3 separate regions of the Homo sapiens genome follow, and all the other regions are linked to region 2. A link is a loop called in an ENCODE intact Hi-C map of the cell type or tissue named here. Cell type or tissue: A673. All regions are shown on one strand. Region 1 has its middle 32 kb from the start of PRKCB. Region 2 overlaps PRKCB (protein kinase C beta). Region 3 overlaps PRKCB (protein kinase C beta).

Region 1 (5,000 bases), 98 kb before region 2:
CCCAGGCTGGAGTGCAGTGGTGCAATCTCAGCCCACTGCCACCTCTGCCTCCTGGGCTCAAGCGATTCTCCTGCCTCAGCCTCTCAAGTAGCTGAGATTCCAGGTGCCCTCCACGACGCCTGGCTAATTTTTGTATTTTTAGTAGAGATCAAGTTTCTCCACATTGGCCAGGCTGGTTTTGAACTCCCGATCTCAAGTGATTGGCCTGCTTTGGCCTCCCAAAGTACTGGGATTACAGGCGTGAACCACAGCGACCGACTGGCTCAGCTCATTTTTTAAAAACCACCCAGTTTGTGTGACTTTGTTAAGGCAGCCCTAAGAAACCCAAACACATGTCAAAGTTTCAAAACTCGTAGGTAGCAGAGCTGGAATTTGAACTCAGGTAGGTGTGACCCTAAGGCCAATGCATTTAAACGAACAGGATCTATCTATTTTCTTTTTTGAGCGAACCCCTGTATATAGTGCTTAGCCTGTGCCAGGCTCTAGGCTAAGCATTGGCATGTATCTCTCTGAAACTGGCATTTCGCCTTCTGGGCAGTGCAGTAATTTCCTCCTTGAGGTTGTCTGGTGGCTTCCACCAGGGGGCAGACCTGGGCTTTCGTGCACAGGCAGGAAAATAACACACAAGGCAGGAGGTGGACTTTTCCCTTCCCTTCCCTTCCCTTCCCTTCCCTTCCCTTCCCTTCCCTTCCCTCCCCTCCCCTCCCCTCCCCTCCCCTCCCCTCCCCTCCCCTCCCGTCTTCCCTCCCCTCCCCTCCCCCCCCCTTCCCTTCCCTTCCCTTCTTTCCTTCTTTCCTTTCTCTCTTTCTCTCTTTCTATCTTTCTTTCTTTCTTTCTGACGGAGTCTTGCTCTGTCCCCCAGGCTAGAGTGCAGTGGCGCTATCTTGGCTCACTGCAACCTCGGTCTCCTGGGTTAAAGCGATTCTCCTGCCTCAGCCTCCCAAGCAGCTGGGATTACAGGCGTCTGCCACCACACGTGGCTAATTTTTGTCTTTTTAGTAGAGACGGGATTTCACCATGTTGGCCAGGCTGGTCTCGAACTCCTGACCTCATGATCCACCCACCTCGGCCTCCCAAAGTGTTGGGATTACAGGTGTGAGCCACTGTGCCTGGCCAGGAGGTGGACTTTCTGGCAGTTCCCTCTGTAGAGATTGTCTGTAGGTTTGGTCTACCAAAGCAAAGACCACATTAAAAACAAAAAAACAAAAAACAAAAAACAAAAAAAAAAAAAAAAAAAAAAGAGAGAGAGAGAGGATCGACCCAGACGATTGAGTGCAAATAAACTTCCATGTTTTCTGAGGGAGAGAGAGCCAAACACCAGGGGTACAGGCAGTCTGATTTCCAGAGAGGGACTCTGTCATGGATGTGATGGGAGATGTGTTATCTGCTTTTTCTCCAAACAGATCCTGAACCCATTCTCACTCAGCAAGCTTCTGATGAAAAAACAACGAACATTTGTGTCATAGGCACAATTCTAGAGATGGTCATCCAATAATTAATCTTGCCGGGTGCGGTGGTTCAAGCCTGTAACCCCAGCACTTTGGGAAGCCAAGGCAGGAGGATCTCTTGAGTCCAAGAGTTTGAGACCAGCCTGGGTAACATAGAAAGACCCTGTCTCTAAAAAAAAAAAAAAAAAAAATTAAAAAATTAGCCAGACATGGTGGTGCACGCCTGTAGTCTCGGCTACTTGGGAGGCTGAATTGGGAGGATCACTCGAGTCCTGTAGTTTGAGGCTGCAGTGAGCTATGATCATGCCACTGCCCTCCAGCCTGGGCAACAAAGCCAGACCTTGTCTCTAAAAAACAAATAAAAAATTAATCTGCCTTTTTGTGCAATGGTCTCAGCAGCAGCAGCCGTATCTATACCACATGACCTTATACCCCTAGCTGAAGCAGAGCTTAGGGTTTTGACATGAGAGATGTAAAAGTGGCCCCTTAGGAGGAAGTTTGCACATTCCTGCTGCTGAGTTTCTGCAGCTGCCCTGGTTGCTGGCCCTGCTAAGCCCTGGTTGTTCAGCCCTTCCTTGGATTCTGTTAATATACCCAGTATCCATCCCATAATCTTTCTTTTTACAATGCCTTTTAAGCCAGTCGTAGTTAGTTTCTATTACTTGCAAAAGCACAAAACAAAAAAAACCCTGAATTTATATGAATAAGAATAGAAAAAATAAATGATTAAGTATATTATTTAAAGCCATGCAGGCAATTAAAAAGTTATAAATAATAAAGTCATTAGAACAACCAGCACCCAGAAAAGAGGTGGAGGTTCTCAATAAATATTTATTCAGTGACCGCAGGAATTTACCCACAATAATATCAAACAAAACTGATGTAGAAACAAGGGAAAAGGGGATAATAAGGCTGAACTAAATTTCGCTCTTTTCAATGGAGACAATATGGTTTTAAGTTGATCAATCAAAACACAGAAGCACAATCATATTATTTAGAATTATAGTGTGAACGCCAGAGTTAAAACAAGAAAACGTTTTCTGAGGAGTGGGAGAGTGTTTTTCTGTCTCCTTCTAAACATCTCCTTCTAAACTCTCAACCCTTTAATAATTTGGCAGAGGGTTCTAAGCTTGTTTGGAAACCCAGGCTGCGAGGGAGTAGGACTGAAATCCAGAACTCGCCCGGGTCACCGGCACGAGGCACATCCTCCCAGAAGGGGGTGCTGCTTTCTGATGTGCACAGAGGTGCTCACAGGCCAGACTCCACCTCCTGTTTGCCAGTCCCATAGGAGACAATGGTATCTCATTATTGTTTCAATGTGCATCTCCTTAATTGTGTGTGAGATCGAGTGGTTTCTCCCGTGTCTATAAGCCATGTGAATTGCCTCTTCATGTCCTTTGCACTAAATGGAAGCTGTGTCTCATCTCGTTCAGAACTTTCTTTTTCTTATCTGATCGTTTTATTACTCAGCTCCTCAGTTTAGCTCATTTTTGGCATACTAGCTGGGTTTTAAATTCTCCTTTCCTCTTCCTTCTTCTCCTCTACCCCTCTCTTCCTCCTCTATCCCTCTCTCCTTCTTTACAGATTTGATTTTGTAAATACCTCCCAGAATCCTAACACTCCTGCTTAGTTCCTTGCAACAGTGTTTGGGGAATCATACATACCAATGACAGGAATACATCTCGTATCGGTTACAAAATATAAAATGACCATCTTCCTTTTGTTCAGTGCCATTTACTTCTGCAAACATCCCTCCATTCTTTCTAGCTCTTCCACAAACCCTCTGCATTCTCCTATGGGCTTAGATTTTTAGGGCAAAAGCCAAGACATCTTGGAGATTATTGTGCTTTTCAGACCTGCCACAAACCCCCTCAGAGACTAGGACTTTCAAAGTTGACTTTCTGCTTGCTTGGCTGGGGGAAAGACAGTGGGGAGAGGAAAAGTGTATAAAAATCCATAAATTAAAGTCAAAATGTTATTCAATTACATTTGGGTAAACCCAGAAACAATTCTGGAAGCACTTGAAGGCAATATTTATCAGTGATTAGCCCGGGGGGATTTTATGTCTTACTTTGTATAATTTTCTATAAATTAGGATTATGCATGAGTTTTACTTTATTTTCCCCCCTTGGGCATCTCTCATATATATATATATACACGTATATATATATATATACACGTATATATATATACACTTGTATATATATACACATATATATACACGTATATATATATACACACGTATATATATACATATATATACGTGTGTATATATATATACGTGTGTATATATATATATATAATTTTTTTTAAGTGAGGTCTTGCTCTGTTGCCCAGGCTGGAGTGCAGTGGTGCAATCTTGGCTCACTGCAACCTCCGCCCCCCAGGTTCAAACGATTCTCCTGTCTCAGCCTTCTGAGTAGCTGAGATTACAGGCATGTGCCACCACGTCTGGCTAATTTTTGTATTTTTAGTAGAGACGGGTTTCCCCATGTTGGCCAGCTGGTCTGGAGCTCCTAACCTCAGGTGATCTGCCTGCCTCGGCCTCCCAAAGTGCTGGGATTACAGGCATGAGCCACTGCACCTGGAAATATTTTTCTTTTTAAAAATTTTTTTCTGGCCGGGCACAGTAGCTCATGCCTGTAATCCCAGCTACTCAGGAGGCTGAGGCAGGAGAATCACTTGAACCTGGGAGAAAAAAAAGGAAAGGAAATTTTAAAAAAATGTTTTTTAAAAATTCCTTTCTTTTTTTTTTTTTTGAAACAGGGTCTCACTCTGTAACCCAGGCTGGAGTGCAGTGGCACAATCTTGACTTGCTGCATCCTCAACCTCCCGGGCTCAAGCAATTTTCCCACTTCAACCTCCTAAGTAGCTGGGGTGACAGGCTTGCACCACCATGTCTGGCCAATTTTATAATTTTTGGTAGAGATGAGGTCTCACTATATTGCCTAGGCTGGTTTTGAACTCCTGGACTTAAATGATCCTCCCGTCTCTGCCTCCCAAAGTGCTGGAATTACAGGCATGAACCACCACTCCCGGCTCTCCTAATATTTTTTATTTGAATATTTTCTAGAAAAATAACATCGTAAAATTCAGAGTAACAAAATGTATACAATGAACACCTAATTTCTCTCTTACTTTCACCCAAGAAACAATTACAATTAATGTTCTCTTATGTAAATTCCTTGTGATATGATCTTTGTAGTGTCTCTATGTGTGTGTCTCTATCTCAATCTCTAACTCTGGATATCATCCTCCATTCTTTTTACACAAGTGGGTATGTCACCTACAGACTTTTATGTCCCCAGTGCTACAACTTGTAAATTGCTTAATGTCAGAGCCCATAAAAATCTACCTCATTTAAAAAAATGGCTGTGTAGCATTCTTCTGTGGAAGTTCTGTAATATAACAAACACTCTCCCATTGAGTGGGAAACATTGTTTCTCATCTTTTGCTACTATTAATAATGTCAAAAGAAATAACTTTGAGCAAATATCTTTACTCAGATTCCAGCTTATGTCTAGGATAAATTCTCAAAACTAGAGTTCCTGG
Region 2 (5,000 bases):
AGGGGCAGAGATGCCAGCCACAGCTTGGCTTTCAGGCAGCAGGCACATTGGGATCAGTGATTGGCATTTGCAACATTGGTTGGCATCACAGAGAGCATGGAAGGTCAAGGTAATAATTATCAAGGACAGTTTAAGGGAAACAGTACATTCCATTCCTTATCCATTGTAAGACCAGTACATTCCCTGTTCTTTAACTCTTGGGAAGACATCTCCCCCAGATCTCTCTGCTGAGGATCAGGGCCATTTCTCTGTTAAAAATGTCAAACAGCAACTTACCAGAGGAAACAGAATGGTGGAAATGCCATCTCAGCATTCAAGAAGCCCCAGTACCAAACTTTGCATGTATATACGTTTGAAACAAGCTTTGTAAATTACTTTTGTTCATTTGTAATTACTTATCCATAAGAACTCTCTCTCTCTCTCTCTCTCTCTCTCTCTCTCTCTCTCTCTGTGTGTGTGTGTGTGTGTGTGTGGTTTGTTGTCACCTGGGCTGGAGTGCAGTGATGCGACCATGGCTCACTATATTCAAAATCCTGGGCTCATGCGATCCTCCCACCTCAGCCTTCTGAGGAGCTGGGACCGTAGGCACGTGCCACCAGGCCCAGCAAATAAAATTTATTTATTTATTTATTTATTTATTTATTTATTTATTTATTTATTTATTTATTTATTGTAGAGATAGGGCCTTGCTATGTTGCTCAGGCTGGTCTCGAACTCCTGGCCTCAAGTGATCCTCCTGTCTCAGCCTCCCAAAGTGCAGGGATTACAGTTAGGTATGGAGAGAGAAGGAAATAAGGAAGACACAGTTATTACTCTTTAGGACCCATAATTTAACTCAAGTGATTTTGCCCCCAGGTGGTATTTGGCAATGTCTGGAGACATTTTGTTTGTCACAACTTGGGGTGGTGGGGGTTGCTACTGGAATCTAGTGGGTAGAGGCCAGGGATGCTACTGAACAAAATATACAAGACAGCCTCACAACAAAGAATTGACCAGTCCACAGTGTCCACAGTGCCATGGTTGAGAAACCTTGATCTAACTGCTTATGACATACCACTTCCATAAAGCCGAGAGATATCAATTCTTATGCAGTTATCACTGTGTACAGGAAATTGTGTGTTTGTACATGTGTGTGCATGAATGTGTAGATATAAAGGGATAAAACCTTTATCTTCCTTTCCTAGGTATTTTTACCTCTGTATTATCAATTGAAATAATTTGTTTTTGAATATACAATGCAAAGTTTGAAATCCTACAGGTACAACAAGGTATACAGTGAATAAAGAATCTCCCCATTCCACTTCTGTCCTCAAGTCTTCAGTTCTCTGGAGGAGTACTACTGTCATTAGTCTCCTATATATTAGTAGAGAGACATTCCGCATATGAACCTTATACCCTTAGTAGCACCTCACACATATTTTTTTCCTTGTTGCCTTTTTTTTTCCTATGTGATGACGTATCTTAGAGATATTTTCATATCAGCGCATATAGAGCAGCCTCATTCATTTTAACAGCTGCACAGGTTTTTTTTTTTTTTTTTTTTTTTTTTTTTTTTGTGGCTGTCCCATACGGTCTTCTGTTGATGGGCATAGGTTATTTCTAGTCTTTTGCATAACAAACAGTGCTGGAGTGGATCTCCTTGTACCTAACTGTGGACACACATGTGCAAGTACGTCTGTAATCCAAAATCCTGCAAGAGGAATTTCTAGGTTAAGATGGCATGTGCATTTTAAATTTGGCTAGAGATTTCTGCAGTGATGTCTGATCCTGTGCACCGTGCATTCATCATGTGACCCATTTCTAGTCCTTCTTGACCGCCCCCTCTCCTATGGGGATCCTGAGCTGATAGGGTCACTTCTGTCTCTCCCCCACACTGGAACAGCTCTCTCTAATCTACAAGATTAATTTTTTTTCCTAATCAAAACACAATTGCCAAGGATAGTTTGAAAAATATTAATTGTGTCTGTCATCCTGGGGCTCTGAGCACGTGAGCGTTTGGGATATAATCTTTGCAAATTGCCTATAGTTCATACAGCACAGCAAGAGCCTCTCTCTCTGCAGCCAGTCCTTTATGATCGATCATACCCACCCCCTCTCCCAATGGGCTGTATCCTAAGGGTAAGTAGACAGCATGGGTTCTCTTGCTTAAAAAAAATCGTTAACTCAACGGGGGCGCCTGCTGCTTGATTGGGAGTATGTCGGCATTTAGAGCCTGCTGGCTGCAATCTCACTACGCAGACTGGAAGTTGTGGGGTGTTTTTATCAGCAGGAAACAGCTTTGAGAGCGGAAGGGGAGTGAGAGTAGATGGATAGATGAGGGAATTCGAAGAGGAGGAAGCCGTGGGAGAAATGTCTTCTTTTAAAGACAGACAAGGCAGATTTCTCCAGCCCATCTCTCTGGAATGTCAAGTAGGAATGAAATGGGAAGTTGGGTTAATTCTACCAGGCCTGCCCAGCAACCAGCCTGTTCAGGTTCCCCAGGAGTTGCAGCCTGTTGTCTGAGACTGTGAGGTTCTCTTCCCTGAAGTGTCTTGTGGGAATTGGCTGGTGGCAGCATTTTCTCTGAGGTCCCAAAAATTCGAGTGGTCAAGAAGACACCCTGCAATGATCATTCCCCAACATTGGAGGCCATAAAAGTCAGTCTGGGTTTGCAAATACACACTGGAAGTCTCAGAGCTGGTGCAGACATCTCAGAGCTGGTGCAGACAGACACTGTGGCTGAGTGTGTGTGCCTTGTTCGTTATGGTTTCACTGCTACTGGATTGGTACCTGGTACACAGTAGGCACTGAAAAAATATTCACTGAAAGAAAGAGAAAACTTGATGGCAGTTGTAGGTCTGGGTCTGTTGGAATTTTTACCCCCAGGAAGAGATTTGATTTTAACTCAAAGCCAGTTGATAAACAGCCTCACCCAGCAGACAGAGGGCAGCTTGGGGGAAACTGGAGGGTATGTAGGGTGGGGTGGGGCTCTTATCTGTATGGACAATGCCATATATTTTCTGAAACTTGGATTTTTCTCCTTATAAGGGAGAAGATCCAAGAAGACAATGAAAAAACATTTGCCCCTGCCTTTAGAAAAAATAACCTTTTAATTTTTGGAATAATTTCAGATTTTTAGAAAAGTTGCAAAACATTTACAGAGAGTTCCACTGCATACCCCTCACCCAAAGTTTCCCCCTAATGCTAACATCTTATGCAACTGTGATGCCTTTGCCCCTACCATTTTGAGGTTAACAATTAAGTTAGTATAATACTTATTCTGTACCGAGCTCTATTCTATATCATTTTCCTGCAGTTGTTTATTTGACCCTTTCAGCATCCTTTGAGGAATAAGCACTGTTATAGCAGTCCCCATTTTACAGACGGGGAAGCTGAGGCTCAGCTAGACTCTAGCTAGTGTTCGAAACCTAAGTTGTCTGGCTCCAGTCTCTCACCCCTCACCATTATTATCTGCACAGTAATGATGGTAACTGTCATCTCTTGATGATAATGCGTTCAGGAACTGAGCTCAAAAGTTTTTCCCTCCCTCCCTTCCTCCCTTCCTTCCTTCCTTCCTTCCTTCCTTCCTTCCTTCCTTCCTTCCTTCCTCCCTCCCTCCCTCCCTTCCTTCCTTCCTTCCTTTTTTTGAGATAGGGTCTCACTCTGTCACCCAGTCTGGAGTGCAGTGTCACGATCGTAGTTCACTGTAACCTTGAACTACTGGGCTCAAGCCATCCTCCCACCTCAACTTCTTGAGTAGCTTTGACTACAGGCATAAGCCATCATGTCTACCTAATTTTTAGTTTTTTCTTTTCTTTTTTTTTTTTTTTCCTTTTTCTGTAGAGACAAAGTCTTGCTATGTTGCATGGCTGGTCTCAAACTCCTGGCCTCAGGAGCCCTCCTGCTTCAGCCTCCCCAAGTTCTGGGATTACAGGTGTGAGCTGCCACGCCCAGCCTACTTATGTTATTTCTAAACCCTCCCCTGACTCAGAGCTGTGGTAAAGAGCCCCGCTTTTGTTGTCCTGCTCAGGACAAAAATACATGGCCCCAGGCTTTTGTGAGTAGGATCCGGAAGGGAACTTAAGTGTGTGTGTGTGTGTGTGTGTGTGTGCACCCACGTGTGTGTGGGGGAGTGATAGAGATTCTCCTGGTTTCTGTCCTAGTTTTTTCTAAGCGTATGGAGACAGGTCTGCTCCGTACATCTGGGGATTGGTATTACCACATCATTTCCCCCCTAACAGCAGCAAAGATTCTCAAAGCTTCATCAGAGCATGAACAATCAGAAATGCCTTAATTTTGTTAGTCACAATAAATAATACTTTGATTAATTAGCAAGCACATGCCTTGGGAATATGAGAAAGTAAATGATTTCTACCCTAGATCTTTCAGATAGCTGGGAGGGAAGAGAGTATTAAAATACGCTTTTAACTATGGGTTTTGGATGGAGAAGAGGAGAATGCCGGAGAGGGGAAAGCAGCAGTGGAATTGTTCTTGGAGATAGGAGAAACTGAAACTCTTTCCACCCAGGGTCTTTGCAGAAAGTGGTTCCCACTGCCTGGAATACTTTTTCTTCTCTTTACATGGTGAGCTCTCACTCTAGTCTCAACTTAAATGTCTCCCCCTTTGACAGGCCCTTGCTAACATCCTGTTTCAAGTTCCTTCTGGATATTGATTAGGATGGTAAGCTTCATGAGGTTAAGGATCTCTGTTTCATCCACTGCTCCATCCTCTGGTGTCTGCAACGACGCTGGCACACCATAGGCCCTTATTAAATATGTGTCGACTAAATGAATATGTGGTCTTATTAAATATGTGTCGACTAAATGAATATGTGGTCTATTTCAAGTCCTCGTTTGTGTCTGCCCTAGAACTTAGCACTGTTTGCCATTAGCTTGTCTATTTCCTTGTGAATAGCTAGATTCCCTCATGAGCTATAAGGGCCACGATGGCAGGGGGTGTGTCTACCTTGTTCACCAAGGGTACCCAGGATGAACCTGGCCTGCAGCTAAGGGGGTGGGCTC
Region 3 (5,000 bases), 110 kb after region 2:
AGGATGTGAAAGGCCCTGGTTCTGGACTCAAGAGACCTCACGTTTCCTAGTCTTCTTTCTGTCTCTGCTCTTTTGTGTTCATGAGGTTCATGCCCTCATGAGGGCTCCCCCACCTCCAGTGGTCTAGGATTCTAGGATGTCTTGGTATTCTTTTTCAAAAAAAAAAAACTAAGAGCCAGCATTTATAGATATAATTCTGTCCTAAACACTTTACATATAATAATTCTTCATTCTTCATTACACCCTGTGAGATAGGTTATCATTGTTATAATTCCATTTCACAGATGAGGAAACTGAGGTACTCAGAGACTAAATGACTTGCTCAAGGTCACTTGTGAGAGGTCCAGCTCTAGGCCCTCTGGCCCGTGGGGCTATGCTCTTACCTAGTACCTCAAACTGCCTGGTAGACCTCAACCCTGTGTACCTGCACAAATGGTCCTGAAGCAGGCAGCTTTCTTCCCTGAGAGCTGCCTTTCCAGATATGCACTGCCAAAGGTCTGTGACCCTACAGCCTTGGCCTGATTTGGTCCAGATGCGTGTGGACATCTCTCCCAAACAGGATCAAATTGGCCTCTTCTAGGAGTTTAGAATTTGGAATCAAGGGTGCTGGTTTTAGTCTGGACTGGTCACACAGTTTTTGACAACTGTTTATTGTACGGGAAAAGTGTCCAGCTTGATGAATTCTCACACAGTGAATTTTTCTTTGTAAGCAGAGCCCCAGAAGCCCTTCTTTGCTCCTTCTAATCTCTACACGTCCCTCCCCATCCATCAAAATAACCACTACCAGACCAGCAATCCTTTGGCTGCTTTTCCCCCCACCCCCAGTGATCTATTTTATTTTATTTTGGAAAGAACACGTAACATGAAATCTATCCTCTTAACAAAGTTTTAAGTGTAAAATGCATCATTGTTGATGATGGATGCAGTACGAGACAGCAGATCTCTGGGGCTTATTCATCATGCTTGACTGAAACTTGATGCCCATTGGTAAGTAATTCCCCATTTTGCCCTTCTTCCAGGCTGTAGCCACCACCCTTTCACTCTGATTTTCTATCAATTTGACTATTTTTGTTACTTTACGTAAGTGGAATCATCTAGTATTTGTTTTCCTGTGACTAGTGTTTTTCATTTACCATAATGTCCTCAGGGTTCATCTATGTTGTCTCATTGCAGAACTTCCTTCTTTTTGGGGGGCTGAAAAATATTCCATCATATGCATAAACACATTTTCCTTATCCATTTGTTCGTCAGTGGACACCTAGATTGCTTCCACGTTTAGCTGTTGTGAAGAGTGCTGCAATGAACATGGAACTGCTAACATTTCTTCAGGATGTTAATTTCAATTCTTTTGGGTAAATACCCAGAGGTGAGGGTGCTGAATCATATGGTAGTTCTATTTTTAATGTTTTGAGGAACCTTCACACGGGCTAAGGACTTGAATAGGCAGTTGTCCGAGGAAGACATACAAATGACCAAAAGGCATATGAAAATTTAAAAAGCTAAACATCACTAATCACTAGGCAAATGCAAATCAAAACCACAATGAGATATTATCTCACACTTGTTAGGATGACTATTTTTTTTTTTTTTTTGAGATGGAGTCTTGCTCTGTTGCCCAGGCTGGAGTGCAATGGCGTGATCCTGGCTCACTGCAACCTCCACCTCCCGGGTTCAAGTGATTCTGCTGCCTCAGCCTCCCAGAGTGCTGGGATTACAGGTGGGAGCCACCACGCCCGGCCTATTTTTTTTTTTAAAAAAGACAAGTGTTAGCAAAGATATGGAGAGATTGGAACCCTTGTACACTGTTGGCAGGAATACAAAATGTTGCAGATACTATGGAAAACAGTTTGCCTGCTTTTGAGCACTTAAAAAACAAAACTAGGCTGGGCCCGGTGGCTCACATCTGTAATCCCAGCACTTTGGGAGGCCGAGGTAGGGGGGATCACTTGAGGTCAGGAGTTTGAGACCAGCCTGACCAACATGGCAGAACCCCGTCCCTGCTGAAAATACAAAAACTAGCCTGGCATGATGGTTTTTGTATCTGTAATCCCAGCTACTCAGGAGGCTGAGGCAGGAGAATCGCTTGAGGTTGCGGTGAGCCGAGATCATGCTACTGCACTCCAGCCTGGGTAACAGAGCAAGACTCCATCTCAAACAAAAACCAAAAAACAGAATTATAGAGTAGACCATCTCTTGTGTCTGGCTGGTTTCTTTCATATGTGTGTGTGTGTGGCCACATGATATTGAAAGGACACATAGCATCCTGTTCATCAGGATGTCCAGCTTCAGAGCCAGCAGGGGCCAGGCAGGTGGGTGAATGAGTGACGTGTGTGACCACAGGCATGTCCCATTGGCCCATTGAACACCCTATCTGAAAGGGGCAGCGGCACTCAGCTCCGTTTCCTAATTCCTGCTGTTTAAAGGATGAAGGTCTAAGTTTTCCCATTTTTTTCCAGAGAAATCTGAAATCCCCTAAATTTAGATTTTGACAGAGAATTCAAGAATTACAACTGTGGTGTATTTTAAACACATTTTTGGACTGGATTCCTTCTGTGAACCTCCGGTTTACAACTTCTGCATTCGTAGGTGGGGACTGTCAGTGGAAGGTCTCCCCCACCCCACATCGGAGGGGAGAAGGGAAAATGTAAATTTAGTCAAATGGGCTTTCTTTGGAGAGTAGAGAGTGTGCAATAGTCCAAGGCAGGGAGCTTTAAAAGAATGCAGAAGTCTTTTTTCTCTCTTGGTGTCTGAGCTCTAAATTGGCTGGGACATATCCTTAGTTAGGAGTCAGTGGCTATAGCGCCCCCTGCTGTCCTTTAGCACCCTCTTCGTGTCCAGTGAGATCTGCAGGTGAGCCTGGAAGCCACTTGCTTCTCCTGCAGGTTTTGGGAGGAAGATTCATCATTTTAAATATTGCTCAAGTGCCTGCTGCTGCCAGTGACTTCATAGGCTCCTGTTAGACTCACCTTCACTTATATTTGGTCAATTACCTACTCCCTCAGTCAGACCTTGCCACTCGATTTTTTTTTTCTTTTTGATACAAGGTCTCACTGTGTTGCCTACGAGTGCAATGGTACCATCACGGCTCACTGCAGCCTCTGCTTCCCAGGCTTAAGTGATCCTCCTGCCTCAGTCTCCCAAGTAGCTGGGGCTACAGGCATGTGCCGCTACGCCTGGTTGATTTTTTAATTTTTTTGTAGAGATGGGGTTTCATCATGTTGCCCAGGCTGGTCTCAAACTCTTGGGCTCAAGCAATCCTCCCACCTTGGCCTCCCAAAGTGCTGGGACTACTCAGGCATAAGCCACCATGCCCAGCCACCACTCTATTTTTTTTTAAATTGGAGGTAGGGTAAGAAGGACTGGGCCAGGTCGTCCTTCCCACAATTCCAGTCTCACTGTTTCTATCTATTGAAAAGCATTTCTGGCATTTGCTTGGTACCTTTCCCTGGTTTCTGGGCTGAAATAGATTTTATCCCATTTTTAAACAATTCCTTCTGATACTTTCAGGGGTAGTTTGTGGATGAGAGCAGAGTGAAATGCATAGGCTCAGGTTTGTGGCCTTGCAAGTTAATAAAGAGTGTGGACTTTGGAACTAGCCTGCCTGGGCTCCAATCTTGGCTCTGGTACCTACTAGCTGTGTATCATTGTTTTCATTGTTTTGTTTTGTTTTATTTTGTTTTGTTTGAGACAGGATCTCACTCTGTTGTTGGGGCCAGAGTTCAGTGGTGCAATCATAGCTCACTGCAGCCTCCAATTCCTGGGATCAAGTGATCCTCCCACCTCAGCCTCCTGAGTGGTTAGGACCACAGGCATACACCACCACACCTGGCTAATTTTAAATTTTTTTGTAGAGATGGGGTCTTGCTATGTTGCCCGGATGGGTCTTAGCCTCCCAAAGTGCTGGGATTACAGGCATGAACCATTGTGTCCCACCTTAGCTGTGCACTTTAAATAAGTCACTTGACCTCTCTGTTCCTGTTTCTTCATTTACAAGGTGAAGATGATAATATACTACTTCTTAGGGTGAGTATTAAATAAGTTAACCTATGCAAAGAGGTTAAAACAGTGCCTAGCATATCATAGAAATGTTTGCTTGACCCAGAGGCCTGAACCTGCTTTGCCTTCAGTGTTGGTCTTTAGGTCCTGGCTTCACTCCTTAATGCTGCATCTCAGCCTTTCCTCATGAAACTTTCTGTCTTTGATCCTTTTCACTCCTTAACTGTGAATCTCCCAAATTCCACTGAGCAGTGATCAATTCTTGGGGCATCTTGCTCTGTGTTCCCAGACATTCCTTCACCCTCATTTTCTCTCCATGGCCAAATCCTATAGTGCCTCCTAAATAATTATAGCTGACATGTATGTAGCACCTATCATATGCCACGTGCTGTTCTAAGTGATTGATATATGCTAACTCATTTAATCCTCACCCTATGAGAAAGATGCTTTTTTAACACCTATTTTATAGAGGAGGAAACTGAGGCCCAGAGAAGTGAACTGACTTGCCAGGTCACATAACTAATAAGCAGAGTCTGGATTTGAGTTTGGCTCTAGAGCCTGCTCTTAGCCACCATGTCCCATCCTCACTGAGAGGACCCTTGTTCAACTCCACTAACCCTCTCTGGACAAGTAGCCTCTGGTCCTGTCTCCCTGCTTCCTCTCTGTCTCACTGGCCTACCCTTTCCACACCTTTCTAAAAACCAAATGTGATCATGTCATCCTCTTTGTTGAAAACATGTCAATGGCTTCCCATTGTTCTTGGGACAAAGTAAATACTCTTTGAAGTGGCTGCGAAGCAGGGTGGACATACGTCCTCCTCTGCCAAGCTTGCCTATAAACCAAATTGGTTTGTTCTGTTGTGTCAGCGTACCACAAGGCTGGTGCCCTTGTCATCCTCACAAGAGTCCCTGTTGGAAGATACAGGATATGATTGTCCTACTCATGAGGCCCTGCGTGCTCTGGCGTCAGGGTCCCTCCAGCCTTTGCTTGACCACTCTGAGTAC

What was found. Hi-C counts contacts between places; a loop is a spot of excess contacts. Peaks named below come from ENCODE experiments on the same cell type or tissue, not always from the same donor. Only the 100,000 strongest peaks of a DNase experiment are listed, where the experiment ranks them.
Region 1: it touches region 2 in a loop (3-fold over the local background); 6 of 110 quality-filtered maps call a loop at or near these places.
Region 3: a loop joins it to region 2, with 4 times the contacts of the local background. A loop is called at or near these places in 4 of 110 quality-filtered maps.

What each region holds. Positions count from the first base shown.
Region 1 is chr16:23,801,022-23,806,021 of GRCh38, forward strand. No RefSeq gene overlaps it. Among named protein-coding and RNA genes, the nearest start is that of PRKCB, 32 kb to the right of the region's middle. RefSeq lists a cis regulatory region at 2,477-2,883. In A673, CTCF peaks have their summits at 562 (motif pointing right) and 2,657 (motif pointing right); DNase peaks (open chromatin) are centred at 570 and 2,670; H3K4me3 peaks cover 523 bases; H3K27ac peaks cover 1,707 bases.
Region 2 is chr16:23,899,196-23,904,195 of GRCh38, forward strand. All of the region lies in intron 2 of PRKCB (protein kinase C beta), which reads left to right. Among named protein-coding and RNA genes, the nearest start is that of PRKCB, 66 kb to the left of the region's middle. RefSeq lists an enhancer at 2,196-2,340, a cis regulatory region at 2,259-2,276 and a silencer at 4,910-5,000. In A673, a CTCF peak has its summit at 2,170; DNase peaks (open chromatin) are centred at 1,726, 2,216, 3,476, 4,076 and 1 weaker place; H3K4me3 peaks cover 2,485 bases; H3K27ac peaks cover 4,792 bases.
Region 3 is chr16:24,007,851-24,012,850 of GRCh38, forward strand. The region is part of intron 3 of PRKCB (protein kinase C beta); the gene reads left to right. Among named protein-coding and RNA genes, the nearest start is that of PRKCB, 170 kb to the left of the region's middle. RefSeq lists a silencer at 2,856-2,905. In A673, a CTCF peak has its summit at 2,830 (motif pointing left); a DNase peak (open chromatin) is centred at 2,791; H3K27ac peaks cover 4,343 bases.